Linked DNA regions of Homo sapiens: all the other regions are linked to region 3. The links are chromatin loops, found by intact Hi-C in ENCODE. Cell type or tissue: heart left ventricle. All regions are shown on one strand. Region 1 has its middle 210 kb from the start of INSC. Region 2 has its middle 27 kb from the start of MIR6073. Region 3 holds the start of LOC105376571 (a long non-coding RNA gene). Region 4 has its middle 11 kb from the start of LINC02682.

The links. Peaks named below come from ENCODE experiments on the same cell type or tissue, not always from the same donor. Only the 100,000 strongest peaks of a DNase experiment are listed, where the experiment ranks them.
Region 1: a loop joins it to region 3, with 7 times the contacts of the local background. A loop is called at or near these places in 53 of 110 quality-filtered maps.
Region 2: a loop joins it to region 3, with 12 times the contacts of the local background. A loop is called at or near these places in 26 of 110 quality-filtered maps.
Region 4: a loop joins it to region 3, with 5 times the contacts of the local background. A loop is called at or near these places in 16 of 110 quality-filtered maps.

The regions. Positions count from the first base shown.
Region 1 is chr11:15,324,709-15,332,708 of GRCh38, forward strand. No RefSeq gene overlaps it. Among named protein-coding and RNA genes, the nearest start is that of INSC, 210 kb to the left of the region's middle. In heart left ventricle, a CTCF peak has its summit at 3,180; a DNase peak (open chromatin) is centred at 3,213.
Region 2 is chr11:15,938,319-15,946,318 of GRCh38, forward strand. No RefSeq gene overlaps it. Among named protein-coding and RNA genes, the nearest start is that of MIR6073, 27 kb to the right of the region's middle. RefSeq lists a silencer at 2,938-3,127. In heart left ventricle, CTCF peaks have their summits at 3,022 (motif pointing right) and 3,231; a DNase peak (open chromatin) is centred at 3,065.
Region 3 is chr11:16,609,139-16,617,138 of GRCh38, forward strand. It overlaps LOC105376571 (a long non-coding RNA gene), which reads left to right and starts at 3,666. Exons shown (of 4, transcript XR_931086.3): 1 at 3,666-4,076; 2 at 4,577-5,362. It also overlaps a transcript of SOX6 not described here. In heart left ventricle, CTCF peaks have their summits at 4,693 (motif pointing left) and 4,906; DNase peaks (open chromatin) are centred at 4,703 and 5,193; H3K4me3 peaks cover 3,320 bases; H3K27ac peaks cover 1,739 bases.
Region 4 is chr11:15,896,382-15,904,381 of GRCh38, forward strand. No RefSeq gene overlaps it. Among named protein-coding and RNA genes, the nearest start is that of LINC02682, 11 kb to the right of the region's middle. In heart left ventricle, a CTCF peak has its summit at 4,863 (motif pointing right); a DNase peak (open chromatin) is centred at 4,785; H3K27ac peaks cover 276 bases.

The sequences.
Region 1 (8,000 bases), 1.3 Mb before region 3:
TTGTGTGTGCGTTACTGCTGTGGGCACTTGGGCCTAAACCCCACCAGGACCGTCTGGGAGGTTGATGTATATGAGAACACAGGTAACCTCCAGGATGGGCTGAGGGGATACCAGAGGGGCAATAAGAGCTTATCCTACCCTCATAAACTCTACAGTGGCAGAAATCTTGGGGGATCAAGGTAAGAGGAAGCACTGAAGTGAGGGATGAAAATGGGCAACAAAAGTCAAACTTAGCTTTTGGTAATTTTGCTTGGGCCACCCTTGGGATGTCTGATGGAATCGCAGATTCTCAGTGCTGGAGTGGGCATTACCAGTCATGGGATTTGACCTCACTCCCATTGAGGAGATTCCCTTTACAATAACCCATGTCCTCAGATTTGTCCTCAGGGTTGGTCTACAGCCACTGCTTAGATACACTGCCTGCTGAGGCTGACTGTTTTATTGCTGTACACCTCTAATCATGAAAAAGATCTTTATGTTGATTCAAAATTTGACTTGTTGGGTCTTCCACCCAGGAGAGCTAGTTCTTTTCCTTGAGCCCTCATTCTTCCTTAAGAGATCTACTTTGGCTTACACATTGCTTTTAGCTTTGCAATCCCTTCCTGTCCCTGCCCTAAAAGCTGTGGCTCTTTGGAAACACTGTATCCAGCTCCCATGGGGCTCCTGTTTATAATGGTCTAGGAAGTAACTTAAGTGGTTTTAGAATGAAATATAGCTGAACTGTTAGGGGCAATTTAAGCATATGGAACAGAAAGAAGAACATCTACTCAACAAATGCCAAATAAGCACTAACTTTGTGTGTCAGATCTGTGGCCAAGAGTCTGTTAGAAGATATGGACACACAATGATAAACTACAATGTCCAGGATAAAGGTCTTGAAAGGCCATTTCTAGAAGGAGCAGAATGAGGTGTGCCATGCTTACCAAAGCCTGAAGGACTACCTGCTCTGAGCATTGCAATTTCATCATGAAAACTGGGGAAGACTTCATGGAGGTGACATTTGAATTGGACTTTGATGAAAGGTTAGGACTTTAACAGACTCTAGTACTAGGAAGAAAAGAATCTGAAGATAGGGGAATGGCACAAAAATGTCCTAGAGATGAGGGCATGTATGCTTTATTCAGGGCATGGCAACTTATCAGGTGTTCCTAAGAGTTTAGAGTGTGTATGTTTATGTGTTTGTGTGGTTAGTAGCATATGAGGTTGGGATGGCATGTAACAGGCCCACTTAGATAATATTGTATGACACCTGGTCTTGACTTGTCCATTAGATGATAGAAATGTCTTCAAATGCTTTTGCACATGCAAGAGAATGATTCAGTTTTATTTTTAAAAACAGTCACTCTAATATCCTTGTGCAGGATAGGCCAAATTGTAGTGAAATTGGAGATAGGAAAATTAGGTAAGGTGGGAGTGCAGACATTAAGATAATTTACCCATCTATGCTTTTGCCCATTTTTTCATCCATTCTTTCATTCATCTGTCCATCCATCCCTCCAATCTTAAGCATTTACATGCAAATTTTTGTGGTAGAAATTAAGATTTTGAAGAAAGGAAAGATATTTTCTATCTTCAAGGGGGTTATGCTATAGTAGGGGTTGAATTGGGGAAGTGGAGAGGAGAAGGATAGAAAGATGTTTCGGGATTGAAGTAGACTCATCAGTGTCAAATTGCAAATGGATGGGAAAGAAGAAAAATGGAAAAAAATCCCTCACACTAGAGAGGGATACCTGAAATCCAAGCCCAGTTGTACTATTGGCTATACTATACTATACTATACTATACTATACTATACTATACTATACTATACTATACTACGCACTGGCTGTGTGACCATGGACAAGTCCCTATCCCTCTCTGGGCCTATTTTCCTCATCCACAAGGTTTGGACTAGGTGATTTCTTTCAGTGCTTGCCATTCCAGGATTCCATTCTTCTATCTCTTTGTCCATTAATTATTAAGAGAAAGAGTGATGGTTAGGAGCTGGCAAACATTGGGGTGTTTGGACATAGAAAGTGAGCACAGGGCAGTGTGAATCAGTGAGGAAACAGTTGGAGAGACAGATGACTAGGAACACAGGTTGGAATCAGGAAACAGGGGCTGTGAATGTCAGAATCATGAGCAGTAGTAAGAAACACAATTTTTACAGCTTCGTTCCATCACTTCATCTTCCAGCTTCTGACATGCTTCCCTGCTTCTGGCTCTAACCTGGCTGGAGTACCCCCAGAAACAACTGCTCAGAAGCCAGATAACCACAGTTTCTTCCCCTTCCATCTCAAGTGGGTCTAAGCCCTGGGCAGGCTTGAGGCAATCCCAGACTAGCAGGGTGTGGACCAGGGGACACTTGGGTAAGGACATGACTGCTCTTCTCCTCTGTGGGCTGAGAGCCTTATCACTCTGGACTAGAACTTGTTCACTTTTCTTGCCCTGGCCTCTCCTCAGGGCCTTTGTCCTACTTGGCAAAGAAAAGTCATAGAATCAGGGACCTAGGAGGACATGAGTGGTCACTGATTCTAGAAGACGGGGTGCTCCTTAAGGCAAGGGCCACACCTTGGTGCTTGCTGAATTCTCAGCCCCTAACAAGATACTGGTTCATAATAGGTGCTCAATCAAACCTCACTGAAGGAATAAATGATTGAATGATTGGCATCAATACATGCTCATTGAAGGAATGAATGAAAAATTGAATGATTGGAACTAATCATGTACAAATGACGAAGCTGAAGTCCAGGATGGCCAAGTGGCTACTGAAAAGAACACTGACTTTGGAGTCAGACAGAGCTGGGGTCATATCTTAGTGCCATTTCTTCTTGACTGTAGCTTTTTAAAATGAAGACAATATGTGCCCTGAAAAGAGCAGTTACGAAGATTAAAAAGATATTGCAGCTAAAGCGTCTAGAATGATGTGAGCACACAGTTTGCACCCAATATTTTTCAGCTCTAGCTCAAGGGTGTCCAGAGTATCAGTGGCAATTCTCTGACCTTTGGAAAGAACTAGGGGCATCATGTGAGGAACCCTTGTTTGAAAGGCTTTAAAGACCCTAGACAACCTAATCTGTGTAGGGCATCTTGGGATACAGCCTTCTTAGAGGGAGAAGGGGGATGGACCAAATGGCCTGGGACCCTTCCCAATCCGTTTTGGGTCTTGGAAACAAGGATGCACTTCTGATCCTGACCATGGGGTGGCACCAGCCCATCAGGTTAGGTAACTCACAGTGGCAGGCAAGGCCTCTTTGCTTCCCAGCAAGGGTGTTGGAAGAGGGTTGGGGTGGGGAATGAGCAGGAGTGGGGGTGGGGGAAGGAGCAGCCTAGAGAGTCCAGGTGTTTGTGCCTCTGTGTGCCAGTGTGTGTGTGCCTTTGTGCATGACTGGGTGGGGGTGGGCTGTAGAAGCATTATGAGGGTGTACGAGCATGTGTGTGAGTGTGTGTGTGTCTGCATGAGCACTAACGATTCAGAGAAAGGAGGCCTTTGTTTCACTCCTATTTATGTGCAGGGAAATCATTTGACGTAAATGAAATTGCTCTGCCCTAAGGATATTGTATATGGCTGTGGATGAAGTTAGGCTTGGGGACGTGGAATTTTCAAGATGTTAGAGGCACTAAAATTTGTTTAGTCAACCCCCCTCATTTTACTCATGGGATAAACCGAGGCTGGATGGGGGCTCTAACCAGGTATGCCATAGACCCTTGCTGGGCTGGGCCAGAGCTCTGGCTCCCTGACGCTGCCTACCAAGGTTTGAGTGTTTGAGCCTTGTGGCTTCCTCAGGACAAGGAGCTGGACCACCTGAATATGATGGGTGACCTCCAGGAAGCAAGCCCCGCAAGATGGGGCTGAGGACCCATTACTTAGTCTCACCTGCATTCAGTGGGCGCTTCTTGGCTTCTCCCTCTTGCACTTCACTCCTCACATCTTGATCCCAAAGCCAGCCCAGACAGGCCCTGTCATCCCCTAGGCAGAACCTCGAGGATAGCAGGCAGGTGACAGCCTGGGAGTAGAGTCCAGATCTCCTGTCTTCTACCCTGTGTTCTTTTCCTGCTGTCATTGCTTCCATCTTACCTTTGGGGAGGGGCTCTACCTGCCTCCTCAGTAACCAGGGGATCAGGCCTCAGGGGCACCAGGCCTCAACTCTGCCTTTTCAAGGAACTCAATGATGTCTCCATCCCTTTAATAAGGACCTTGAGCTATACCCAAGGCCTGATGATGGTCACAGAGATTTAGGCATGCAACTGGTATGCAGCTGGTAAAAATGATGGTGAGCCCCACCATTTGTTTGCGTTTACTCTGCTCTAAGGACTGGGCTGGGTTCTTTAGTTCTGGAGTCAGACTACCTGGGCTTGAAGTCTGCCTCCCTCACTGTCTAGCTCTGTGACCTACAGCCAAATTCCTAACCTCTCTGATTCCACATTTTAAAGTCAGAGATGTCATGTGTGCCTACCAGGGAGAGTTGTTGATAGGCTTAAATGAATTAACACACATAAAGTGCCTAACACTAATGTCTCAATACATGTTGTTACTGTTACACTTTAAATCTTACAACAACCCTGCCCCAAATGGGAGAGAGGATGCTCCCATATTATGAATGAGAAAACTGAGATCCAAGGAGTTGGTGTATTATATATGATTCAAAGTAACAGCTAGCAAATAGCGGGTATGATGCTAAAATCCAAGTCTCGATTCAGACCTTATGCCAGTCCTCTGAAATCCTTTATTGTCCCATTACCAAGTCCAGGAATGAAGGGTGGCCACCTTTATAAAATAAGTTCAATGAAAGCAAAATCAAATATTGTATATGTTTGCACATGTATATATAAATATGAAGGAGTAAGAAAGCATTTAAGAAAATAAAAAATGACTTTCTCCTGCACCTAGTGTTCTCATCAGGCCCCAGGTTTGTCTTGAATTCTAACAGGTTGGTACCAGGATGGTTTAGGAGACAGACATATCCCAGAAACCCTTCCTGGTCTGCCAGGAGTCCTGCACTCACAGCACCCTTCCCTCCCAAATTACCCATCCTTTTTTGATTCAAATCCATCCCACATGGATGGGTGTTCTGTACTGGGTAGCAGGATGGTGTACCCCAGACTCCCCAGCATAGTTCATAATCAGTGCCCCTTTATGAGCTCTATGCCAACGCATAATCTGTGTTATATAAAACATAGTTATGAGCCCTCATTACGGCTGGGAGGCCATAGTTAAAATAAAAGTTACCCAGTTGCAGATGTGCAATGTCAGGCCACTAATGAACCAGTCTGGCAACCTAGTGGGTCCTACCTGGTCCAAGGAAGGGCCTCTGCGCTGCTTCAACCCAGCCAGCATAAAGCCTTCAAGATAAGCACTGTTTGCTGGACCGCAGCTTTCTTGAAACTCCTCCCCATGATTCCTCCATCAGTGGAGGCTCCCTCCATCCCAGACTGGCAGTGAGCATCCAGGACATCTATAGCCATCCGTTCACCCAACCATCATCTTTGGGGCACCCATTCTGTGTGGCATTACAGAAGCCTCGATGAACAGTGTCAACTCTTGCTATGCCTTCATGGATCTTGCAGTCAACACCTTTAGGGGTTATAAGTGACAATTATGAATCAAATCACTGCCATTTTGGGATCTAGACTACCCATCTGATCCCGAATTGCGCAGAGCCAGCTAGGCAGGTGACCAAGTAGCTAACAACATGGCAGGTCAATTCTTGGGGAGCCTCGGATGAGGGAGGAAGGAACTGGGGAAACTGAATTGCTCAGTAGGAACACTGGGGTTGGAATCAGGAGCCAAAATTGGTAAACCAGTAAACAGAGTAAGACTCAGTCTCAAAAAAAAAAAAAAAAAAAGAAAGAAAGAAAAAAAGAAAGTGAATGAAGTCTCCCTGCTTCCAGTTTTGTTATCTACAGTTCATTCTTCACTCAGCAGCCACAGTGATCTGTGAAATCATACTACATTTCTCTCTGTCTTAAAGCTTTTCAATGGTTCCCCATTATTCTATGGCCTGTAAGGGTCTGGACAGTTTGTGTCCTCCCTCCTGCTTCTCAGGCCTTAGGTCTTAAGACTTACCATTCTTCCATCCTTCTCTACTCCACTACTTCGACCACTGCTCGACTGCTTCAAGCACACTGACCTTCTTTCTATCCCTGGAAACATTGGCAAGCTTAGTCCTTCCTCAGGGTCTTCACACCACTTTCTCCCCTGCTTCAGGGTCTTCACACCCACTTTCTCCCCTTGCCTGAAATGCTGCTCTCCCAAATTGTCACAAGGTTGGCTACTTCTTGTTATTTGGGTCTCAATTCCAATATCACCTCAGAGTTGCAGTGGGGATGGGAATTTTGATTTTTTCATCGTAGAATCGGTTGTAGGATCCTTGGAAAGCCAGCACCATACTGTGATGCCTGGGATATTTCTGGATTAGATCCTCATGGACCTAGGGAAAACTTCATCCCACCAGCAATGCAATCAGAAATGGAATAGATGTCTGCTCTTACAACAGGGATAGGAAGTGAAGAGATAGTTTGCCACCACAAATTTTGAGCTCTTAAAAAGATATTATTTCAACAGAGCAAATGGATTTTGTGTCTTTTCTTCTAGGCTTTTTCCATATAAATCAAGTGAAATCATTTTCCAAATGTTCATGTGCAAGGCATCATTCAGTTATTTGGGAAAATCTTACAGAGAACTTACTATACATTAGTTCCAGCTAAGGCACTGGGGTAGAAAAGATGAACAAGACTTGGCCACTTTCTCCAAGTATATGCAGATCAGAAGGGAGGCAGGCATGGCCATTATATCTGGAAACAGACCTCCTGAGTTCAAATCCTGGCTGGGTGTCTTTGGAAAATTTATTTAACAGCTATGTGTCTTATTAGCCTTCTCATTAGTAAAATGGGACTGACAAAAATAATGCTTCAGAGGGCCATTGGAAAGATTAAATGAATTAATATAAGAATAGAGCTAGCACAGTGTCTGGGACATTGTAAATGACAAATAAGTGCCAACTAATAAGGTTGTTATAAGGTAAAGTGAAGTAGGCTTTCAAGGGAGATGTACAAGGTGCCATGGGGACAAGAAACTGCTAGACAAGGACAGGAAGTACATCTTGCAGGAGACGAAAGTTACCTATGGAGTGGCAGCATCATGTCAAGGCAAGAGTAGGGTCTTTGGAAGATAGGCCTTTTTTTCAATTCTAGCTATGTTGTTTATCACCGTTGTGACTTTGGGCAGGTTATTTAACATTCTCTGTGACACAGGTATTGTCTCATGAGAGCATTGTGAACATCAAATAAAATGTCATGAGTGAAGTTTCTGGCACACGGTAGGTACTGGATAAAGGGCCCTGCTCACTAGCCCCATGAAGAATTACATTGTGAGTGGATGCTGTGTTGCATGGATCCCATCAGCCTTCTTGGGTTTTGCCCAACTGAAGAAAACTATCTCTTCCAGGGTTATGCCTCTTTTTAAGGGCAACCTGATTCCAATGTCTGATGACCTGGGAGCATAAAGACCCAGACTCTCACTACCATTAGAGATGACTCTGAGTGACCATCCAGGCTCCAGAGCTCTCTATGGGGCCAAGTGAGGTCTTAATTGGGACTGCATTACAGCTCAGTGTCTCCCTCTGCCCTTCATGTTTCCTTCATTTCTTGTCTTAGTAAGCTCAGGCTACCATAACAAAATATCACCAACTAGGTGGCTTAAACAACAGAAATTTATTTACTTACAGTTCTGGAGGCTAGAAGTCCAACATCAAGTTTGGTTGAAACCAACCAGCAGGGTTGGTTTCTGATGAGGGCTCTTTTCCTGGCTTGCAGATGGCTGCCTTCTTGCTGTATCCTCATGTTGCTTTTCCTCTATGTTCACGGGGAAAAGAGATTTCTGGTGTCTCTTCCTCTTCTTATAGGGACTCCAGTCTTATCAGATTATGGCTTCACTCTTATGACCCTATTTAACCTTAATTATCTCCTTGAAGGCCCTAACTCCAAATACAGTATCACTGGGGGCTAAGATTTCAGCATAT
Region 2 (8,000 bases), 670 kb before region 3:
CCCCGCTCCTGCGGCAGACACATAAGTATGAGTTCAGACCCTGCACGACACATTTTTCGGACCGGCGCTGGTGACGCCAGCTCCGGGGATTACAACAGGATGGATTGTGCGGGCCCCGAGTGGCATTTTCCAACCTCGGCCAGGGGCTTCCGCTAGAGGCGCCTGCGATCTGCAGACTCCGTGTCTGCCCACCGCCTACGCATGGTTGGGGCGCTTGCCTCCCAGCTGGGCACCCCTGGCACATGCTGATCCAGCAGGGAGGACAGAAAGCCCCAAACGGCAGCTGGCTGCCCAAATATTTGCTTCTCCAATCCTAGCCAGTCAAGGAGCCCAGAGCCTGCGCCATTCACAGTCCGCCTAGCTTTTCCCAGAAGAGCTGGCGGTCGGGGGTTCTGGAGGCCAAAGGAGATGGTGGAGAGTAACTTCTTGGTGCTGCGGCCTGGTCCACTGCCATGGGTTCTTCCAGCCAATAGACTAAAAAAGTGACTCCAAGGCTGGTTGGACAATCTGGCTGCCTCGTGCCCCCTCTCTGGGCCCTTTCCCCTCTGGTCCATCCAACTAGCTATTGCTACTTTCTGGTGATCCCTAGATCCTCCAAAAGCTAAACATTTTTCAGAGGTATTTGGGAGGCCCTGCTAGGTGTCACGTGAGGTGCCAGGCACTTTAATGGCTATTACCTCATCAAATTCTGATAACAGCCTTATGGGAAGGTAACATTGCCTCCATCTGAAAGGCAAAATCACTTGAACTCAGAGAAGGTAAGTGACCTGCCCAGGGTGACACAGCTAGTGAATGGGCATGTTGGCACAGAGACCCAGAACTGTCTCAATCCAAAGGTCATGTTTTTACTTCCAAACCATGCTGCCTCCTGCTGACCTTTGGGGATGGCACCATGCATGTGCTATGTAACACCAGGCAATTGTCCCCTCCTCTCTGGTCTAGAATTTTGTCATCTGGGCACCAAAGGCCATGGGTCTGATGTTTCCTTAGGTCCCTCATTGCTTACAGTTAACCACGGTGGGCTCTGCCCTTCAGAACAAGCCCATCCTTCTGCTCAGGCCTCCTGTGCCTCCTCCTCATCCACCCCGAGGTTGCTGCACACCCACCATGCACCCATCAGAGCCCAGAAAGACTGCCTAACAGGCCACTACACAATATCCACTCTGTTTGGCTTGGTATTCAGGGCCTCTCTAAGTCTGACTCCCACTGTCAGGTGCAAAGCATGCTGGGGCACTGGACCCAGAGGACTAGGGAGGAGGGAAGAGGCTGGGTCCAGGTAGGACCAGGAAGGGAAGGCTGATGTAGTCCTGAGCCATGGCCCAGCTTGGTTGAGGGCATAGGCACTGGGAGCCCTTGGCATTAGGGTAATGGGCAACATGTTGGGCATTCAAGGCCGGGCTCAGACACAATTAGAGATACATCAGGGGGCTAACCAGAGCTTGGATCAATCTTGGGATTCTGGGAATTCAGGCCAAGAGAGAACCAAAGGGCTAATCAGGGAAACCACGGCAGATATCAGTTGTCAAGACAGAGAGGGGCATAGGAAAGCTTCCATGAGTCCTCATCCAGGCCTCACTTGCTTCCCAACTTAATGCTTCCTTCCACAATGGGGCTGGGAACTGAAACCTCTGGTGTGCAGCTTGCTTTTACCAAGACTGACCACAGGAACGCAAGTATCGGTCTGGTGGCCCTTCATGATGGGGATTCCTGCTGCATCCCTGCCCAGCTGCAGTGTTTCTCCCACCCCTCATGCCCTGAAAAATGGTACTCATTTCTCAAGACTAAGTCTATTCTCTCTCATCACCAGGTTTCCGCTCCTTTTCCTTCAGGAAGCCCCACCCCAAGCCTCTCCTGATCTCACAGGCCTAGTTGGCCGGTCACTCATATGGCTTTGCCTTAGTTTAGACAATTTTTACTCAGAGGAGACCTTAGAGCTCTCAAGAATTTTCACAGATCCTTCTCCTTCTCTGGAATCCATTCCACTTAGCACAGGGCTAAGCAGCTGGGAGGGGCTCACATACCCATTCAACAACAGCAAAGATTTTTCTGAGTCAGGCCATAGGCTAAGTGGCAGAGATAATGGGGACAAGGATGCTTAGTCAAGGGGTCATCAGATCTGGAATCAGATTCTAGGATTTTTGAGATCAGGGCCCACTGAGATAGTGACATGAAGAGAACTCAGAGAAGGAACCCATGGAAAAGTTCCCAGAGGAGGTGGCATGGGGCTGGCAGGACTCTCAAGAGCCAGGGGGCAGAGGAGGAACAGAGAAGAAGAGCAGGCTGTAGAGGTAGGCACGTGCTTTGGTCGGATACATTGAACAGACTGTGAAGAGCTTTTGTCTGAAAGTGACCACAAGCCATGGAAGGTGAGAAATTTGGTCAGAGTTCTCTGTTGAAAAAAATCTCAAAAACTCTGAAGCTCTCACTATGTAGATGACCTTGAAGGAGCCTCTGAAAACTGTGAGTTTCTGCTTCCTCGTTAGCAAACTGAGAAAAACAATGCCTACCCCTTGTAAACTATAAGGCACTGTTGCTAGGCAAAGGTTGTCAATAGTTATGATATTGAAGATGGGATGCTGAAGGGCCTCCTCTTTCCTCCTTTGGCCTCCCTGAGCCATACCAGAGGAGCCTGGGGGCCACAGCCTCTCAGAGCCCAGCCAAGGCCCACAGTCTCCTCGCCTAGTGGAAACCTCAGCCTCAGGGTGGCCCACCGGCCCTCTGCCTGCCCAGCAGCCTGGGCCTGGGAATAGGCGGGCCCAGCCCACCCTAATTGCTCCCATCTTGGCATCTGCCTTTGGTTAAATGCACAGCTCTTCTCACTGGCTGGGAACATTAGCCATAAACAGAGCATCTACATGGCGGATGCTGTCGTTTAAAAATAACCCAGGCTTGGGAACCGCATTTCCCTGCCCTGGGAGTTGCTGGAATGGGAGAAGGACCATCTTCCACGGAGTTAGCTCTCCAGCAAGTCGCTCCCGGGTCCCAGGCCAAGGGCTGCCATGCTAGTGCAGTTCCCTGCGCAGCCGCCAGGTGGCGTCAAGGCCGCCGCCTGGGGGGCCGGGCAGGCCGAGGCCCCTGCCCGTCGCAGTCCCAGCCTCGCTCACCACTTGGCCCGGGAGTTGGCTGCGGGCAGCGGCTTGGCAGCCTGCGGCCGGGGGCGGACGGTGGGGCGGTGTGGGTTTCAGCCTCCCCGGAGGGCCCTCACGGCTGAGCAAACGTTCGGGCTGATGTCGGCAACATGCGGAATCAATTTTCGGGGAACTCAGCAGCCAAACCATCCACCTTTGGGCGGGAAGCAGGATCGCTGTAGGCCCGGGGGCTCCTTGTCTCCCGTTTGGAAAATCCGAAGTCTCCTCGCGGTGGGGGGCAGGCCAGCCTGGCTGTGTGGGGCCTCAGCACAGGGAGCCTGGGCAAGGGCTGAACTCATCTGCCCTGGGCTAGGGAATGAAACTCAGTCTCCATTACCACTTTTTATGAAGCACCTACTATGTGCCAGCATTGCCCTACATTTTCCATGCATTTTCTTATCTTATCCTTACAACCAGCAAGTCTCAGGGGGAGTGAGCCAGGCCACAGCCCAGGGCGCCTGTCTTTAAAGGGCACTAAAATATCATCAGAATAAATCAGAAATACAATCCAGGTCCCCAAAGAAAGGGAGAAGTATAAACAGATTACCCTGCTACCCAAAGCCCTGAAGCAGAAGTAAGAGGCCTCCCCCAACCTCCCAAACCTCCTTGACTCGTACGGGAGGGGCCTGGACGCTATACTCCCTTGGAGCAGCAGCCAAGGCCCCTAGTCTCCTGGCCTAGTGGAAACCTTAGCCTTTCTCTTAGCCTACCCTCCCCCAAATGAACACCAAACAAATACTTAAGGCACACATCTTTGAAACACGGAATAATGCATTTTACCAGGTCTGGCCCCTGTCTGGCCCTGGATGCAATTGTCATCACTCCCCATTTCACAGAGGAGAACGCTGAGACCAGGGGCTAGACAGTGACAGAGCAAGTCCCCAAGGAAGGTGGAGGGCCGCACGGAGAGGGGGACTGGGGTGCCAGGCAGTCAAAATCAAAACTGTTATCTCTACTGTATGAGCTTGTAAGGGCGGTTCACCTATTCCACACTCAGTTTCCTCACCCCTGGTGAGGGACTCCTAACAGACCCTCCCTCTGTGAGAATCAAATGAGGTTTGGAGGCTCTCGAGCGATGCATGTCACTTAGTTCCAGCACTGACTATGGTACTGGCTGGGATGTGGAGGAATCAGGGCAAGAAACTGAAGGGGCTGAAGAACCCTCAGAAGAATGAAGTATCCCTAGAAAGCAATTCCATGACTAAAGAGGAAGAAGCAAAAGGAAGAAGGAAAAACAAGATGGTGGCTCTAACCAAAAAAAGTTGACAGAACTTCCCTGAGAAAGGAAAAGGAATCCCTGAGAAAATGAAGACCCCTCCTTAGCTACCTGCCTCCTCTCACCCTTGTGCTTCCATCTTCTCGGTCATGGAATTTAGCCACCCCTGAATGTGGGCGACAAAAGGGTAGGTGGCATTGAGTAAGTGTGGCATGTTCACCCGGTGAGAGCCACTCAGTTCTGCAGGTGCCCACATGAACCAGTGGCCCAAAAAGCCTGATAGTGTGACACGTGGAAGTGTGAAGGACCCGGTGGATGGGAGGAATGCCTGAGTGAGGTCATCATGGTTGCTCTAATTGCTCACCACACCAGTGACGATCTGCTTCAACTCCAGCTGATACATCGTGTTATGTCTCCCTCTTGAAGAAATGTGTCCCTGTCCCTCCCTCCCCCTTTCTCACGCTACCTTGTCTGGCTGTTTCTGCAAGCCTGGGCACCAAGAACAGGTTCATGGTAAGGGAGCTCCTGGTGGTGTGGGGTGCAGGGGAGCAGAGGCTGAGGACAGTCACAACGCTGGGAGAGGGCTGGGGAGGTTGCTTGGTGACAGAGAGGAAAGAGGGGACAACTCGCTCGTCAGTCCTGGGCCAGCCTCCGTGAGTGTCTTCTCCCACTCTCAGCTGGGTGAAGTTTCTTTATCAGGGACATTACAATGGCTCCCCCATCTGATATGAACTTGCGTGGAGAGGCCACCTCAACATCAGGCAGGAGGAGCGAATAATCACAGATTGTGAGGAGATCTTATAGTACAATGACACACAGGCATGGCCCTGACACATTCGAAATTTCACTGTCCCTATCTCACTTAACCCTCCCTCAGGAGGTTCTGATTTCCATCGTTTGCTGTAGGAAACCTTGGCGAAGGCCCTGTGCTCTGCAGAGGATGGTGAATATTTGTGCAGATGCCTCTGGCCCAGCCCCCACCTGCTGGACAAAGCTGCAGGCTCATGGTGTGTTTTCCAGACCCACCTGGATCAGACTTTACCACTGTGCTCCTCACAGGCCCCTCCGTGCAGCCTGGCTCCAGCCGTGCAGAACATCTTGCTGTTTTTCTAGAAGACCCTTCCGCCTTCTCTGACTAACAAACTCCTACTCTTTTCCAAACCCAGCTCCAATATCATCTCCTGATCCCCTAGGCAGAGGTGGGACTCCTGTCTGGGGGCTTCTACTACACTGCTCCCTACCCCTACTGAGATTACAGCAGTGACCTTGGGAGCAGGATTTTTCTGAGGTCTGCCCTGAGTCTCCTACTGTGCTGGGTACTTTACACATACTTTATGTGTACATTCCCTAAGGGCCCTGCCTAGGGTGAGGCAGGTGCAGCACTTACTTTGGCTGCAAAATTGAAGGGAGTGCCAAAATCTCAGTAATCAAGATGATGTTTTAATGTAGTATTTTGAAAAATCAAAAATAGCCCCTATTTGAAACACCCAGTACACTCATGCACAAGCACAAACATGCTCACACACCTGCACACACGCAAACACACACACACACACACGCACACACATGCACACACACGCACACATGCAGGCCCACATTTGCCTTTCTGAGGCATCTCCCTTTCTTCCTAGTAAAGAACCTTTGTAATCAGGAAAGGGTTCTCAGTCAGAGATATTGGGATGGAATCTCAAAACACACACACACAAAGTAAAGGGTGTTTTATTTACTTAGACCAGAGTCTCTCCAAGTATGATACATTGGAATAACCTGAGAGAGTTTTTAAATATGATTTCTTGATTAAACTCACTCAGACAGTAGCCTGGGAATATGCATTTTAAATGCTTCCCAGGTGATTCCTGGGGATGCTAGAGCTGGCTTAACCACTGCCCTAAAATATTCTGCTCTGTGGGCTTCTAAAGTAATTAACTTCTTACTTCCTTCCAGGTTAGCTGAATGGCAGCCAAGCTTGCCAAAGGGCAGCCAATCCCAGTCTTCTCTTCTGCTGAAGTCCAGCCCATGGCTAGCTGCAGCCCTTCTCCCTTGCTGCTATTGCATGCTTGGACTGACCAATGTGTGAGTGGTGAGACCCATTCAGTTCTGCAGAAAGATGCATTTGACTCAATCCAGCTAAAGTTGCCAACACTGGGGACTATGAATTCATTCATTTGTGCTTTCCTGAGCAAAGTGCTAGGAAGACTGTAGTAGACAAAAACGAGGAAGGAAAGACAAGATCTCTAATCTCAGAGAGTTCATGCTGAATAAAGGAGTCAGACATTAATGAAATAATTGCAAAAACAAATGTAAAATTACAACATTGCTGAGTGTTATGGAGGAGAGATTCATGGTGCCAGCAGAGTGTATAACAAGTGTTGAGCAGGGCAGGGAAGGCTTCCCCGAGAAAGTAATGATCAGGTCTATGAAGATCAGTTAAGAACGAACCAGATGTAGATTTGGGGAAGAGGGCTCCACTGAGAAGGAACAGCACATGCATAGACATGGAGATACTGAGAAGATTCGTGTTTCTGAGTGTAGAGGGTAAGGAGGGATATAGGAAAAAATGAGCTTCGAGCAGTCAACAGGGATCTTCAGGGTGTGAGCTTTTACCTGAAGATAAATGGGAAACTATTGGAAGGGTTTGAAATCTGAGAGGGAGCTTTGAGTGTTGTTATGATCAGTTTATTGATTAGAGAAGATCCAGTGAGGACATCATGTCCCTCCACCCATGGAGGGATGGCACCTGGTTTCTCACTCTGGGTGGCATCCAGCAGCCTGATGCTGAAGGGCACATGGGGTATTTTGGGGAGACTCTGGGAGCCCAGAAAGCCTGGAGCTGAGACCTCATTTGCCCCTGGTGGTTAGACTGTTCCTGCCATAATAGATGTTCTTTCAGATAACAATCCATAACTCTCTTGGGTTGACCACATGTGGTTACAATTGGGTTGTTGTTGTTTTGTTTGTTTTGGTTTTAAAAAACCCATAAAGAGAAGAAGTTAATCCTATTGTCAGAGAAGCAAGCCTAGGTAAATATTAAGATGCTAGTCCCTTAGCAGCATAGATTACCTTAAGAGAAACTGTGTCCTTTGCAGTCTCAGGGGTCCAGCAGATAAGGCCCCAGCTCTACCTCTCTGAGCACCAGGAACCCATTCTTCCCTTCAAGCATCACACACAGAGAGAGCACCCACTGTGTGCCAGGCAGCAATGTTCTGGCACTAAGGACCCAGCAGGCCTTGGCCTTCAGGAGTGCCCTGGCCAGTGGAGCACCTCCCCTCCAACAGGGTGGTCTGGCTCAGGCAGCAGGATCTTGCAGCTCAGATCTCATAGGAAACACCACATGTTTTCATACAGTTTTTCATTAAAAAATATATGTCTCATCCGAGCACTATATCAAGTGGGCAGAAATGGAGCTATTAATCCCATTTTTAGGTATAAGCATACTGAGGCTCTGAGAGCTGCTGGTCATGCAGCTTATAAATATCAGTAAGACAGAAAGCTCCAGTCTCCAGGGAGACCAGAGGATGTTCCATGTCTGTCTGCCTGTTGCTGTTGATAGCAACAAGAAGCACATTCTCCGTCTTTCTGCCTTTCCAAATTAAAGTGACTGATTGATCAACACATTGCATTTTTTTAATGACAGGAACTAATCATTTTCTAATCAC
Region 3 (8,000 bases):
TGGTCTCAGGTAGTAGAGATGCAGAATATAAAAGATAGATGAGAAAACTAGCTTTGATAGCAGCACAAGGCTAACTAGAGGCAGTATGCACAAGGTGAGGTTGGCCTGCCTTAACCCAGGCCCAAAGAAATAGACTAGATTTGAGAAACTGAGGTCAGTGGAAAGTCAAAACTACATCAAGATAAAAGCTGGGAAAGAGGTTCTGAAGCACCAGCATAACCTGCAGAGATTTGTGAAGGAGAGATCCTTACTGTATAGAAACTCATATGAGATGGCCACTTTGAGACAGTTCATCGAAAGAGACTTTGTGAAAGGACATATGGACCAAAAGAGGAGTCAGGAATGCTGATTGGAGAAATCAGAAAGTTTCATGGCAATCTAAAGTTGCCAACATGGGGAAGACCTCCTACAGATGAAGTGATCAAAGACAAAGGGGAGAAAGTCTCATCTCTATTACATTATCTTTGAAGAAAACGGAGACAGGATGCAAGCACAGAAGATGGAACAAGCTGAGCTGTCGATCATATACTGCCTTTTTAAAATATACTCCATGTTGGTTTCACACAAACTCCAGATAAAAAAAGAGATAAGAGTGAAGATGAGCTCCTAGGATCTGTGGGGCAGAAGAAATAGTCATATGCTCCTGGCCCACTAGGAAATACAATGCTTGAAGACTGGTAGCTTGGGGACTGTGAGTTAAACTGACTTGATGTTTTTGGGAGGAGTTAGTCCCCAGCAAGAAATCTTGTGTCTCCACCAGCCATGGTGACTTTCAGGACTGGAAATTCTGTCTCTAGGGGCCAGAGCCTGGAGGCCAATAAGATGTACACCCTGGTACCTTGCTGGGCAGCTCTTAAAGGCCAGGGCTCCCAGAACTGCCTGCGGGCCCCTTGACCTCTAAGGCCCAAGGGGCAAGCTCAGACTGGTGTTTCTAGCCCAGACAGGAGTCAGATCTCCCCTGTGTGTGTAAGAGTGTCGTTGGGCCTGTTCCAGAGCGTTGCACTCCTCAGCTGTCTGCCCTGGAACTCAACAACAAGGGCCATAAAACCTCTCCAAAGCCTAAAGAGGTCATCATTGAAGGACCTGTCCTAAATGCCTGCAGAGAGGAGACAGGTGTAGATTAAGTCTCAAAGACCAAGTCCTCAGGGAAGAGCCACCTAGAGAGGTGAAACATTAGGGACGGAAAGGCTGGAGCGCGACTGGGTTCCTCCAATTTGCTGCGACAAGTTTGGCTTTCCAAATACTAGCGCGTCCGTCTCTTTAAATCACAGAGCAATCGGGGTTCTGGTGGGCAAGACTGACCCTGCCGACCAGATGCAGGCCGCTAGCGGGAGGCAAGAAGGAAAAGAAGGAGACATTATCAAGATCTCTGGCGTCCACTGAAGGCCCTAATACCCGGCCGCGATGAACCTTCCGAAAAGGAGCCGCAGGAACCCCTTTTAGATTTTATCTAATAAACTGATAGCAAAGTATATTGATAAGGCGGAACCCGGAGCAAGTAACAATATTCATCCCTAAAGGAAGGAAACTAAAATTTGGGGTCTCGATGCCGCACTTCTGGCTGTGTAAGAGTGACACGTGGCCCTGGGGGCGGGGGTGCCATCTAAGGGTTTCCTCTAAAGCCTCGGGCGCTGGCTATACCAATGAAGAGGGAGAGGCGGAGAGCGCAGCAGCCTGCTAAAGTAAAGTGCTGGGCTCTCCACCTACCTGGTGCGCACCGGCCTGCGGGCTCGGAGAAGTTCCCGGAGGAGCAGAGGGCACCCAGGCACGGTGGCCAGATCCAGGAACTCATAAGCTCACATCCCCTGGGGGTTGGAGCCCCACGCGGCGCAAGAACCCCGGGCGCTGAGCTCCGGGGAACCTGGGAGGGAAGGAGGGGCGAGCGGGTGGGGCTGACTTACCTGCCCGCAGCAGTCGCTGCCTCTGTGTTGTCCGAATGTCCCTGCGCACCGCAACCAGCAAAGGCAATTCGGCTTTGCTAACTTTGGCCTCGCACCTCCAGAGAAGAGGCGCGAACTCGCAAAAGGAAAGGCGCGCACGGTTCCTGGAGAGAGGTCCCCCTGAACTTGGGAAGGACAAGGCAATTAATTCTGCTCGAGAAGTTAGTATTTAAAACACCCACGCAAAAATCATAACGGCTATTAAAACCTCGAATTCCCGCTTTGAAAGACTCCTTACACCATCCGGGCGGACAATTCAGACCTACATGATTTCATATTGAAGTCGCTAACTTCTTTCAGGAAGGACTTCAAAGCTACTGTATAAATTGGACAAGCATAACTGTCAATCGCTCCCAAACACTGAGAAGAACTTTTACTGAAACGAAGGATAAATGAGAGAGTGTAAAAGCCAAAAGGGAAGAAGTTGAAAACTTTAAGTCAGTACGGAGAAGTTTTAGCAATTGGTTTCCTTAAACGGGATAACAAATAAACCAACACTTCAGCTGCCCATCGCACTTCATTTAAGTTTGAAGTAACCAAATAACCTGAACTACCAAATAACAGTGCCCTTGGGACTCTGCCTCAAAGAGGTCGGAACTCGTGTTTCAGCAACAAAAGCAAAAAGCAAACTGAATAATGTCCTGCGTTCCTTAAGATGTCATTCTGCAAAAGGACAAGGCATTGTCCCTCGACTTTAAGTGGACAGAGAATAACATTAAATTTCATTTGAATCTGCGTGTCATTTCTGTTAGGAAGATCACAGCGGTAGCGACAGTAGCGGCAGAGCACCGCCACAAAGGAGGTGGGGAAAAGTGGTAAAAATGCATGAACTTTTTTCCAAAGAAAAATAAAGATAAATCAAAAATAAGTTTTACAGACATGCCTTTCCTAGCTTAGGAAAGTTAATTTTTAAATGCGCTTCTGCTGTCTAAGGTGCAAAGCCAGGCTAGGGAGTGCGTGGCTGGAATCTGCATGCTGATAAGAGAAGGCTGATGTACTTACAGTGACAGAGGGCAGGCTGCGGGAGAAAAGCTGTTTGTGTTAGCCTGCGAGTTACCCAGGGCTGCAGTGAGAGCAGAAGGGAGGAGTGGGAGTGCCAGTCTGCGTACACCTTCACCGCGTCTCATTACATCTGCCAGCCTCTCTCTCCCTCTCTCTTTCATTTCCACATTCCCTTTGTTCCTGAAAAAAAAAAAATCTACACGTCACATCAGAGTCCCCAGATGCAGTCTACACCAAAGAAAAAAATGAATAATTCAATCAAACTGTGCATAGTCTCTAAGGCAATAAATCTATTACACTTAAAGAAACGAAGGGTAATTACCACCATAGAATTAAAATAAGGCCAAAGACCAGAGAAGTCGCTGAGTCTGTGGATAAACTCATCCGTAAATAAAGTTTCATTTATTTAATCTTTTTGGCATCTCAAATGGAAAGTCAGAGAAAGATTTTTAACTTATTTTAGAAGGGTACTCACTTCTTTTTAAACACATTGAGGCGGGGGGGCGGGGTTGGGAGTGGGGGGATGGCGATGAAGAAAAGGAGAAAAAGCCTGGAGTATACTACCTTGCTCAAAAAGCTCCCAAAGGCAGCGTGGAGCGGCACAGACACGAACTAAGACAATGTGTGTCTGCGGAGCCTGTACAGGGTCCATTTCTCCCCCACGTCACCCTCCTCCATTCCCCTCTAATGAGACGCGGATCACCCTCCACTCTCACCGACACTGCAGCTCTGCACAAGGGCAGCTGGAATCTGGGAACCTTACCTGCAGCACCAATACCTAAGAGAAATCGCGCTTCCCTGACACTAACACGCCATGCCATCCCCACGCACCCTGCCAAAGTCCTGTAACCATCTACTTCTTCCATCTGCCTAAGAGAAACTGTAAACGGGATTTCCCCCCCACGATTGAATGGAAGCTCTGTACTGTACCGACTTCTGGATTTGCCCTGGGTTGAGTTTAGGGAATGTCTGGAAAGAAAAAAAGGGAGGAAAAAAGGAGGGGGGCAGCTCAAGCCTTGTCCAAGTTAGTCAGAAGGCGGTGTTAGGCAGGAAAGCGCCTACGGGAAAAACAGCTGGGATGCAGACGGGCTATGGAAATCTCAGTTCTAGGAACCGTGTCCTTTCGTCCCGGAGGTAAGATTGTGTGACTGCCTCACGTTTATTCTTTCACTGTCTGTGTCTCTCTTCCCCACCCCCAACTACCCCTGCCACTCAGATCAGCCGGCATGCACCCTGGAGAAGGGCACAAACACGGCGGGGGCTTTATTTTTCAGGTCTCTCCACTCATAAATTATGGGTGTCACTAAAACGAGATTAGCAAATCTTCTACCGCTGGCGGCGGCAACCAGAGCCTCTGTCTTGCCAGTTGCGCACTCTGAGACATCTCTCGGTGCAGAGTGGTTCCGAAGCCCCAGCCCGCTGGGTCGCTCGGCCTGAGGGCTCAGGTGATGGAGAGGAGGCTCGCGGCGTCCCAAACGGGTTCGGCCAAGGGTTTCCACCCCATCACCACTTCCCGCTGCCTCCACGCGCGCGCGCGGACCCACGAGCACACACACACGCACGCACACACACAGACACGCGCGTATTCTGAAATTCTGGCCGAACTCCTCATCTAAACGGAAGTCCCTTTACAGTCAATTCAGCCCGCTCCAGAGCATCGGGGAAACTAGACTGTTCCGTGGATGAACTGCGAGGATGCCGGCGGTCAGGCTTGGCCGAGCTTTGTTTACGTGCCTAAGTCGCCACCTTGAGGTCGAGGGGAAGACTGCGCCCAGCTAGGGGCTGTAGAGACGAACCCAGCTGACACTGGCCCAGCAGCCTTGGCGACCTCCCGGGACCGCCTGAAAGAGAAGCAAAGGGAGGGCGCCCTGCGGGCGGGCGGGCCACGCTAGGCGCCGTCTGCCCTCAGAGACTCGGGCTGACAGGAGTGAGAGCTAAAACTTCCAACTAGCTGAAACCAATAGCCGGGAATCGAGCGAAGGCGAACTCTCCCAGCAAAGTATAAAGCTTCGGGCCAAAGAGTCTGCAGCTCCAAGTCAGGGGCTGCGGCTCCGAAACTCCAAACACTAACTCCCAGGGCAGTGGCAGAGGGTGGGGGCAGCTTCGAAGAGGCATACCAACTGCTCCGGTCCTGGCCGAAGACCGAGCTCCCTTCTGCGGTGACCTCGGCTCAGAGCTGACTCCGTACTCCCTGGGACTCATCTCCCGCTTCCTCTCCACCTTCGGAACAGTAGACAAAGGGACTCAGGGACGCGGCCAGACCCAAGGTCACAAACGGAGGTCTCCGAGACGAGAATTGCGTGCAAGAGAAGGACGTTCAGGCAGCCCGGCCGCCTGCTGCGAGAGCTGAACATTTCCCAGCTCTATAGTCGCCCATTTCTCAGGAAATCAGTCCTTCTGAGTGTCTAACAATGGATTAGGTAAAATAATAATGATTATTAATTATATCAATGATTTTCTATTTTCCCATTCCTACCCCTATGGAAGCCTTTTTCGCTCACCGTTCTTCCTATATTCACGCCTTGCACTAAAAGAATGCCAGGCTTAAGAACCTCCTAGCTAAATCCTGAAATAATTTATCGCGGTTGTTCTTTGTTACTCCTGGTCACTGCCTCCAAGGCTTGGGGACATCTGCAAGGCCACACCGTAGGTCCTCCTCGGTGAACTGTGCCCCATGGGTTCCTCAGTCATTTCCCTGCTACTTGGATGCATAGACATTATTTAAATATACTTTATAAATTGAGAAGAATTCTATTTATTTCAAGAAAATGGGACACTAGGGAACTATTTTGTTTTATATGAGCATAAATCAGCCCTGGCTGACTTTGGCCGTGCCCATTCAGTATTTTGGTCAACAATAAATAAATAATGGTATAAATTAAAAATTAAAAATATAGCCACAGCAACCCGATGCTAATGGACAACAAGAAATGTCTTCTCCAATAAAAGAAGCAACAGGCCCCCAAGCCGGACCCCACTCCCTGTTTCATGCCACAGCCTATCAAATTAACATTGGATAGCTCTTCCATTTATGTGGAAAGCTGAATGTTACCGAGAACAGTACTGAAGTTTCCCAGGGAATCCCAATTATAGAAACACCTGTGCTAAGTAATGCTATTCTAATCCACTATGAAAACCTTAAGTATGTAATAGTCCTCAAATCATCTCATTTCTTAGTTGCAGTGGGGTAGGCCAACCTCATACAAGAACATTAGACTTGTACAATGTCCTGAGAGCCTTAACTCAGAGCGCTCTTGGTTTTGCCATACATAATCCTGGCAGTTCATTTTATCTTAAATGGAAAAAATATACACATGAAGTTTAACATAACTGGCAGAAACTAAGCCAGGGTAGGAATTAAACAAATCCAGTGACTACAAAACTGGAACACAAATCACATGTGCAGTCAGGGACCAATTCCATTATTTTTAATCAAAAATTCTACAACATAGGAGTTGTCACTATTCAGTCTATATTCTCCATTTTACCATAAACAGAATATTGAATGGCAAAATATAAGGAAATGAAACCACCATAAATAATGTGATAGAAACCAGAACATTGTAAACTCCTACCAATTTCCCAAAAAACATACATGTCAGCTATATTTTTAACAATACCAGACCTAATATTTTTGAAGTGCTATCTGAAAATATATCTATTTATTAAGGTAATCGTTGCTTTATTGCTTAAGGCGGCCAAAACTAACACTTCTGAAACATCCAGATGAAAAGTGAAATTTCTATCCATCATCTAACTGTTTCTCTTACAATGATACACAGAATTTTGGAATTTTTTTGAACTGAAAGTTATCTAAATAATTACACAAGTAAGTATGATTATCACAATAAAACACAGAAAGGAAAAATATAAGGGTTATAGGATAATAACCACAGAAATAAACTTTAGTCACTAAAATTCAAAGTACCCCTCATGATAATATCCTTCTGAGATACTGTGTTATCTTTTCACCATCAAGTAATGTTAAAGCTTGCGCATTCCTTCATACATGCCTTTCTCCATTTATAGACCCACTTGCCTCTTCCCAAATCTGAGGTTGGCCATTCACAAAGATGATTACCATATCATTCATTATACATTTTAGCCCGCCTAGAAAAATTTGGTAAATCAGTATAGATCCTTTCCAATACCTAATAAAAGACAAAGAAGGAACACAAAAGTAATGCTGTAAAACTTCCCACCAATAAATATGAAACAATAACTTATTACTAGTCTTTAAAAATTTGATAGTTTACCTCAGCAGTTTGTTTTATTATTTGTTAGCATTGTGTTTAAAACTAAATTTGACTAAATTCTCTAATTTTAAAATTTGTTACTTAAAAATCTTCTTTGGAATCCCATACTATTTTTTAAATTTCTAAATACAGGATTTCTTTTGTGTGCGTATTTTTTTTAACATTACAATCATATTGGAGACTTTGCTTGTTTTCCACAATTTTATTCATGCTTAAATATTTACTGAGTGCCTAGTATGTGCAAAACAAATAATGAAAAGTATGTTAACTGTGGATTTATCTTTTTACTTTTATAATAGATATTAATTCAAAATCTATTGCATATATACTGAAAATTAATTTTTATTAAATATGCCAGCAGAAGCATCCTGTTCAATATTTGATAATTCCACAAGATGATATTTCATTCTATTTGGCACATACTATTGAAATTACCTGTTATTTTTATTAACCAACAAATTGTATACATTTCTAAAAATAAGTTTTCTGACTTATCAAATGATATATCTATAAAAAACCTTTACTTAAAAATAGGATGTATACTTATAAGCCAGTTCCAAACAACATCTTTTAATTTTAAATCAGTTCTAAAAGAAGACTGAAACTGTATTTCAAGTCAAAGTGTTTAATATAATTGCTATGCAAAGTTATTCTATAACTTGCTAAGTTTTATGTCTTTAGCATGTATCATAATGATACATACAAGATAGAGATGTTATCTTCCCAAATTCAAACAAACAAATGAAAGCTAAAAAATAAGTCAGTGTTCCCAAGTATCTGGATGTTTGCTATTATATAAATA
Region 4 (8,000 bases), 710 kb before region 3:
TTGTGACTGGAGGGTCTGGGTTTGTTTCAAAAAGGGAGATCACCCACAAGCATCGTGCTCTCTGAGAAGCCACCCGCCCACGTGTTTTGAGATGGAGAGCACGCCACTCAGAATTTCAAAGTGCTGTTAATTAAGAGCAGTTTATTAAAATGTCAATCTTTTAAACCAAAACAACTCTCTTCCCCTTGCTTGCGAGTGGGCTTCCCAGCCACTCTTCCCAACCCAAATAACCCAGCTTCTCCAGAGCTCCTGAAAAAGTATCTGTCTACATATTCTACTAAAACCCCGGTGACAACTGCTTCCAGGAACAGCCCGGCACCTGTCATTCTGCTGAAAGCCACCCTCAAGGAGCCTGCCTTCCAAGAGACAGGATAGCCTAGGCACTGAGCCCATGGCCTCAGGAGCCAGACTGCCTAGGCTCCAATGCTAGCCCTGCCTCACTAGCATGTAACTTTGAGCAAATAGTTGACCCTTTTGTGCCTCAGTTTCTTCTTCTTTAAAATGGAGTGAGGATAATAGTACAGTCAGTCCTCTGTATCCATGGGTTCCACATCTGTGGATTCAACCCACCATGAATCTAAAATATTCAGAAAAAAACATTGCATCGGTACTAAATATGTAGACTGTTTTTTCTTTGTCATTATTCCCTAAACAATACAGCATAACAACTTTTTCCATAGCATTTACATTGTATTAGATCTTATAAGTAATCCAGAGATGACTTAAGGTATATGGGAGGCTGTGCACAGGTTATATGCAAACACTATGCCATTTTGTATCAGGGACTTGATCATCCATGGATTTTTGTATCTGAGGGAGGTCCTGGGACCAATCCCCCCGGATACTGAGGGATGACTGTAGCTACCTTATAGGTTATACAAATGAGATAGTGTATGTAAAGCACTTTAGGCTGATACCTAGAACATAGTAAGTGCTAAAGGGGCATTAGTCCAGTTATTTCCCAATGAGCATTAGCCCGCTTACTTCCCCATGAGCAGGTGCTAAATTTCACTTCTGTGTTTACAGATCTGTCTCCTCTGAGGCAGGAAATGTGCCCTCTTTTCCCTGTTTTGCAACTCCAGCAGTCAAGATCTAGCACACAGTAGTTGCACAGTAAATGCCTGTCAAATAAATAAACAAGTCAATAAATGAATAAATGCATGCTAATTCCCATGCATGTTTGGCAAACAGGACAAGGTTAGCTGCCCTGCAGGAAGTCACGATCTAATAACTGCCAAAACAGTTCAGGGCTATGTGGTGGCTCCCAGTGGTCCCACCTCCTGGGATACACTCCCTTGTGTAATCCTCTCGTCTTGTGTGTGGGCTGGACCTAGGAACATGATCCTGATGAATGGAATGCAGTAAAAGTGATGGAATGTCACTTCCATGATTAAGTTATAAAAACTGTGACTTCTCTGCCTCTGACCCTCTTCCTTCTCGGCTTGCTGGCTTTGATGAAGCAAGCTGGTAAAGAACTGAGGGCAGCCTCTGGCCCACAGCCAGCAAGGAACTGAATCCCACCAGCAGCCATGGCAGTGAGCGTGGAGTGTTCCTTCCTCAGTTGAGCCTTGAGATGACCACAGCCCCAGCCAATACTTTGCAGCCTGTGAGGGACCCTGAAGCTCAGAACCCAGGTAAATTGCACCTGGATCCCTGACCTATAGAAACTGTGAAATCATACATGTATTGTTTCAAACCACTAAGTTTTGGGGTAATCTGTTTCACAGCAATAAATAACTAATGCAGGTTCTAAGGGAACAGAAGAATCTTGGGGAGGGAAAGGAGAGGCTGCCTCCTGCCTTGTCTGAAATCATCTACCCTATAGTTTGCTTTCTCCATCAGTCACACCAGAGCCATAGGGGACCCCCAGAAAGAAAAGCATTCAACTCAAATGGGCCTGGCTTTGAGACCCGGCTCTGCTGCTCTCTAATGTGTGACTTTGGGAAAGTTCCCCAATCTTTCCAAGGCTCTGCCTCCTCCTATAAAGGGGGATCACCATACCTGCTTCATGGGTGTGTTGAACAGATTGAGATCATGTATGTGAAAATGCCTGGCAGAGCTTTCCAGACCTTTTGGAGTAGAAGCAGCTGGAGAGACCTGCGTCCTCACTCTGATGGTCACCTGAAGCCCTCAGTTGTCCCTCCAATGATTCAACACATAATCTTGGAGCATCTACTATGTGCCAGGCACTGTGCTAAGCATGGGAGAGACAGCAGTAAACAAAACAGCACAGTTCCTGAGCATTCCGCATAGAGCTGATTCTCTAATAGACAGACATCAAATCAGTAAGGGCGAGAGTGAGATGCAACAACAGAAGCCCAGAGGCTCTGGGAGGGTAGAATGTGGGATGGAAGGTGGGGAGGTAGAGAATGTATGCTGGCATGAGCAGGGGCCTCCCTGAAGAAGTGGACTTTGAGCTCCCAACTCAAGAGTTAAAGGAGTTAGCTGAGTGAAGAAGATGGTAGAAGGCCCAGGGATAATGAATAGCAGAGCAAGCATTTATTCAAGAATTATTGACTTAGCATATACTATGTGCCAGACCCTGTTCCAGATACTGAGGATACAACATTAATCAGAACAGCAAAGTTCCTCCCTCATGAAGCTTATATTTTAGTGGAGGAATTATCTGTTCCAAATATAAAAAGAAGGATAATTTAGGAAACTCCAAAAGGGGTGACATTTGAACTGAGACTTCAAATGTGAGAGGGCACAAAGCACTTAAAGTTCTGGGAGAACAGTATTCCCTGCAGGGGATACAGCAAGTGGAATGGTCCCAAAGCAAAAACGGCATAGCTACTAGAACCAACAAGAGGGCTAGTGGGCTGCAGTGGAGAAAACAAGGGGGAAATGGTCAGAAATAAGGGCAGTGAGGTGGACAGGGTGATCCTACGGTGTCATCCAGAACATGGAGAGGAGTTTGGGCTTTTTATTCTAGGGCTAACAGGAGTTGCTAAAGGTTCATGAGCAATGGGTTTGAGTTCTGAAAACAGACCTCTTGGAATATGAGTGGGGCAAGGGTGAGATGAGGGCAAGTGGCCAGGGTGGAAGCCATTGTAGGATTACCGGTGTGACAGGGACAAGTGGCAGTAGAGGGGATGAAGAGGAGAGCTGGAGGAGGGTCCCTGCCCTAGATTTCACCCTGGATCTTCCTGACAGGACTGTTCCCTCCTCCATCACAGACCTTCCATCAAAAGCCTTTACATAAAGGATAGTAGCACATGCTCTGGAGACAATTGCCAGGGTACAAATGCCGGCTCTACCACTTAATAGCTGTGTGGCCTTGAGCAAGTCTCTTAACCTTTCTGTGTTTCAGGTCCCTCAACAATCAAATGGGCCTAGAAGATGGATTTCACAGTGCTGTCATGCAGATCAAATGAGTTCAAGTGCTAAAGCCCTGACACACATGCGTGCTTGCGGTGTTAGTGATTACAGAATTATAGAGCCTGCAGGCTGTGTGCCACGGGTCTCTGTGACCTCCTTGTCATCATCAAACTTCAAATCCCCAGAGTTTAGAAAAACAAGTGACAAATGATGTGTCCCCATCCAGTCTGGGCTGACTTAACAGGTCCCCCAAGGAACCCATGGATTTCTCACATGCCTCAGCCTGCACTAGGCCCGATGCACCAGCACGCAGGTGTGCTCTACAGCTACTCCCAGAGCAAGCTGCAAGCAGATGGGCCAGGTGTGTCAGGCAGTACCAGCAGTTCCAGGTCCATCTTCCCAGCAAGCCTGTCCTGGGTATGGGGTCTAGGGAGGGCTGAGACTGCCTCCGCTTAGTCACTGATGCATCTTAACACCCACTCCATGCTCAATAGTTGTGCTCTAAACAAACGAATGAATAAATACGTTCATGGGCCCCGCAGTGATGTTCTAGTCAACAATTGACCGCATATACAATGGGGTCCCATTAGATTATAATACTGTATTTTTACCGTACCTTTTCTGTGTCTGGATATGTTTAAATGCGCAAATGCCATTTTGTCACAACTGCCTACAGTATTCAGTACAGTAACATGCGGTACAGGTTTTTAGCCTAGAAGCATTTGGCTATACCAGGACAGCCTAGGTGTGTAGTAGGCTATACCATCTAGGTTTGTTAAGTTCCCTCTGTGATGTTCACATGACAACAACATCACCTAACGACGCGTTTCTCAGAACTTATCCCTGTCATTAAGTGATGCATGACTGTACACAAATGAATGAAGTAGTGAAGGAATGAATGTGTCTTCAACAATATGTGGGTTTCTTAAGGGCATTTATTCGTTCATTCAACAGATATTATTGTATGTGGATCTTCTCCGTGTGCTCCTCTGGATCCCGGCTCTCCTCACTCTGTGCAGGAGGCTGACTTTCATGGACTGTGGTATTCAGGCATCCTTGCCTTTCGGCTGCAGGAGACCAGAGGCTGAGAGCAGAGAGAGACTCCAGCCTTGAGGGGCCTCAACTTGGCCATGGCCCTGCTCCTTCCAACAGCATTCTGGTAACTACTCTCGCCCACATTGCTAGTCGGGGGATGCTTCATACCCCTTGGTGGTTTCCCTTAACTATGCACAACCCCACTGCAAATTAACTCCCATATGGCCTGTCTTCTGAGTGATCTCCTTGGAGGAAGCTCTTACTGCCAAGATTGCACAATTCACATTCAAGAGAGCTGGTGCCCAAGGTTCCTTGTGCCCCCCAGCTATGGAGCCAGGCTACGGAGAAGCCCTCCACCCCAAGGAACCTTAGTCTGTGCAGCCTGAGGCCTGCCCCCTTCCCCAGGCCCCTGCCCCAGGATCTCACTGGCTGACCACAGACCAGACCAGGCCTCTGTGGAGTGAAGGGCAGGAGCGGGTGGGAGGGCCAGCAGAGGGCAGCCCTGCCCGTGCCCTCGGGAGCCTGTCCCTGGGGAGTCTCTCTCCCTTTGGTGATTGTTTCCCAGGCTCCCTGGAGCCAGAGGAGGATGGAATGTTCTTATCGCTCTCCAGAGGGAAGGCTTTCTTCTTCCTTCACAAAAATGTTAAGCTTTATAATCCGATAGGGAACCTGGACAGGCTGCAGCTGGAGGCCTGGGTCCCACTTCTGGGAACTGTGGGGAGAAGAAGAAAAATAGGAGTGGGGAGGGAGGAAACAAGTCCCCTCGAGCAGGGCCAGGGAAGGGAGAAGAGGATGAGGACAGGGGATGGGCAGACCTTCCACATAATGAAAGGGAAACCTTGGAGATGGTCCCCAGACCCCAAGACTGCAAGAGCTCTCTTCCTCACGACTCACTCCACTCCGCCCTGTGAAGGAGGAGGAGCCCAACCTCACGGTTGAAGGTTGCTGGCCTGTTCGCACACCTCTGTGGACAGCAAGCTCACTCTCAGGGCGTCTTGTTCTGTCCCTTGCAGGAAGCCGTGAGTCTGAAAATGTCCCTCACAGAGCTGAAAGCATAAGTTGCTCCCACCTTTTCACGACAGAGGCCTGCATCAGACAGGACAGGACAGGTCACCTCAGTGGGGCCTCCCTCCTCAGAAAGCCTGAGTTTCTTGAGGTTAGAACACTGCCATTTCCTGCAAACAGATCTACTTCCTGAAGTGTGTTGAGCGGGACACTCCCTGAGACTCAGAAATCCTGCTAGAGCCAGAGTTTAAGGACAAGGTGACATGCGCCAGTGGGCCATTTATTCAGCAAATATTTATTCAGTGTCTCATGGGGAAGAAACCAGTGAGGCACTAACTGATAAGCAGTTGCTGATCCCCTACCTCCCAGCTTGATCCAGGGCCTGTGAAACCCCCCAGCTTGGCCTCTGGAACTGTCAATGCCATGGGGACCATATGCTCTGGGAGGCCAACAGGCCTGGCCACTTCTTGGGGCTCCCCCAGGAAGAAAGCCCCACTCTTACCCTGTGCCAGGTCAGTAGGGTAGAGAGAGAAGGGGTGATAGAGTATATTAGTCTTTTCTCATGCTGCTACTAAAGATATAGCCGAGACTGGGTGATTTATAAAGAAAAAGAGATTTAATGGACTCACAGTTCCACATGATTAGGGAGGCCTCACAATCATGGCAGCTGGCAAAGGAAGAACAAAGGGATGTCTTACATGGTGGTAGGCAAGACAGCTTGGGCAGGGGAACTCCTATTTATGAAGCCATCAGATCTTGTGAGACTTATTCACTACCACGAGAACGGTATGGAGGAAATTGACCCCATGATTCAATTATCTCCGCCTGGCTCCGCCCTTGACATGTGGGGATTATTACAATTCAAGGTGAGATTTGGGTGGGGAAACAGTCAAACCACACCATGGAGGGACCCAGGGCCAGGCCCCTCAGAGCTGAGCCAGTGTGCCTCTCCTTCACCTCCTTCCATAAGGCCGACCACAGCTTAAAATGCTTGATCCTGTTAGCTGCTGGACCCCGAGAACAATTGTGCTAAACAGACAAGAGCTGCGGCTCAGGTCCACCTTCCAGTTCTGTACCTGACTGCTCAGTCTTGGCTAACATTCCTCCTGCGACAGGGAGCTCACTTCCTCCTGGGCGGCAGCCCATCCAAAGGTTGGACGTTCTATTAGATAGTCCATTTCGTTTTAACCAAAATCAGATATAAAATAATGCAGACGCAGACTGTCATGTAAACTGGCTTTTAAAAACCAACACCGTATTGTGTACATCTTTCCCTCTATGGATGTGTTTCATGTGTGTGTGTGTGTTTGTGTGTGTTTGTGTGTGTGTGTGTGTGTGTGTGTACATTTATATATACGGAGAGTGAAAAAAATTTAACAATGATTATCTAAGAAGTAAAGTTCCATGTCAGAGGACTCTACACTTTCTAATTTACAGTTTTATACATTGCTTGAATTTTATAGATTATCCATTACTTTTATAATAAAAAAGGACATTTATATTCCAAAATTAAAAATAATATGTTGTTTAAAAGAAGGTGCTGGGTGCAGTGGAGTAGTGGGATAACCTGAGGAAAAAGACACTGTTTAATAGAAGTGGGAGATGGGTGGGTGTGGGACAGAACGTGCCTGACATGCCCCAAGGCCATGCTTCCCAGAAGAGAGGTGACTCATTCCCAGCCAGAGCACCAACTCTCCTAACCTAGGTCAGGTTGATGGAAGGCTCCATCCTGCCTACAGGGCACTGCCCAGGGGGCAGGTTCAAAGTCAAGCTAAAGGGCTTCTGGACATTCTGCATGTGACACCAGTCTGTGTTATCTTTGGGAAAGATGAACGTTCACCTGGGCCAGATGTGTTGCTGTCACTCCAAACTAGGGAGGAGCCAGCTGCAGGCAGCTCAGCAGACCCTGAGGGGCAACCCCTCTGCCTCTGCTCACAGAACAGGCTTTGTGGCCACCCTGAACTGTGGGATCAAGCAGAGGAGAGCTTTCCTTGAATCTGCTCAAAGTTTAAAGGTGCTCAAATTCCCAAATTAAAAAAAAATAATAATGTAGGACCATAGTGGGGAGGCTGGAGATCAAACTTAAGGGTGGGAAAGAGAATGATTTCCAGGGTCAAGGAGGTAAGAACATCTGACTGCAGGTCTCAACAGAGAAAGAGGTGGGGAAACGAGAGGACGCCGAGGCAGGAGGGGAAAGGGGGCATCGCGGTATGCTGGGCTTATCTAGTCCTGCCTTTGGGAGCATATGTATATGCTGCTCTTTTGAGAAGGCTCTGCACACCTCTGCAGTGGTCATTTGTCACCTTTGAACATTCCCCCCTGTGTTTATGGAATTCCCCACTCAGAGTCCTAGTCGGAGGCAGAGACCACCTCTTTCTATGCAGCCAGACCTCTACTTTCCCAGCCTTCTTGCAGTCAAAACTCAAGCCCCTGACCATGCTTTGATCATCAGGATCATCCACATCAAACAGAATCGAAAGCAAAGGATGCAGCCAAGCAGACGCCACCTGGAACCCATTCCAGTGAGGGCAGCAGTAGCCACCACACTCAAGTTCCACAAGAGCCAGGGCTAATCTTCTGGGGCCAGCTGGGATCTGGAGCAGGGAGAGCACTTAGGTTGTCACTGACTGCAGTGTCAG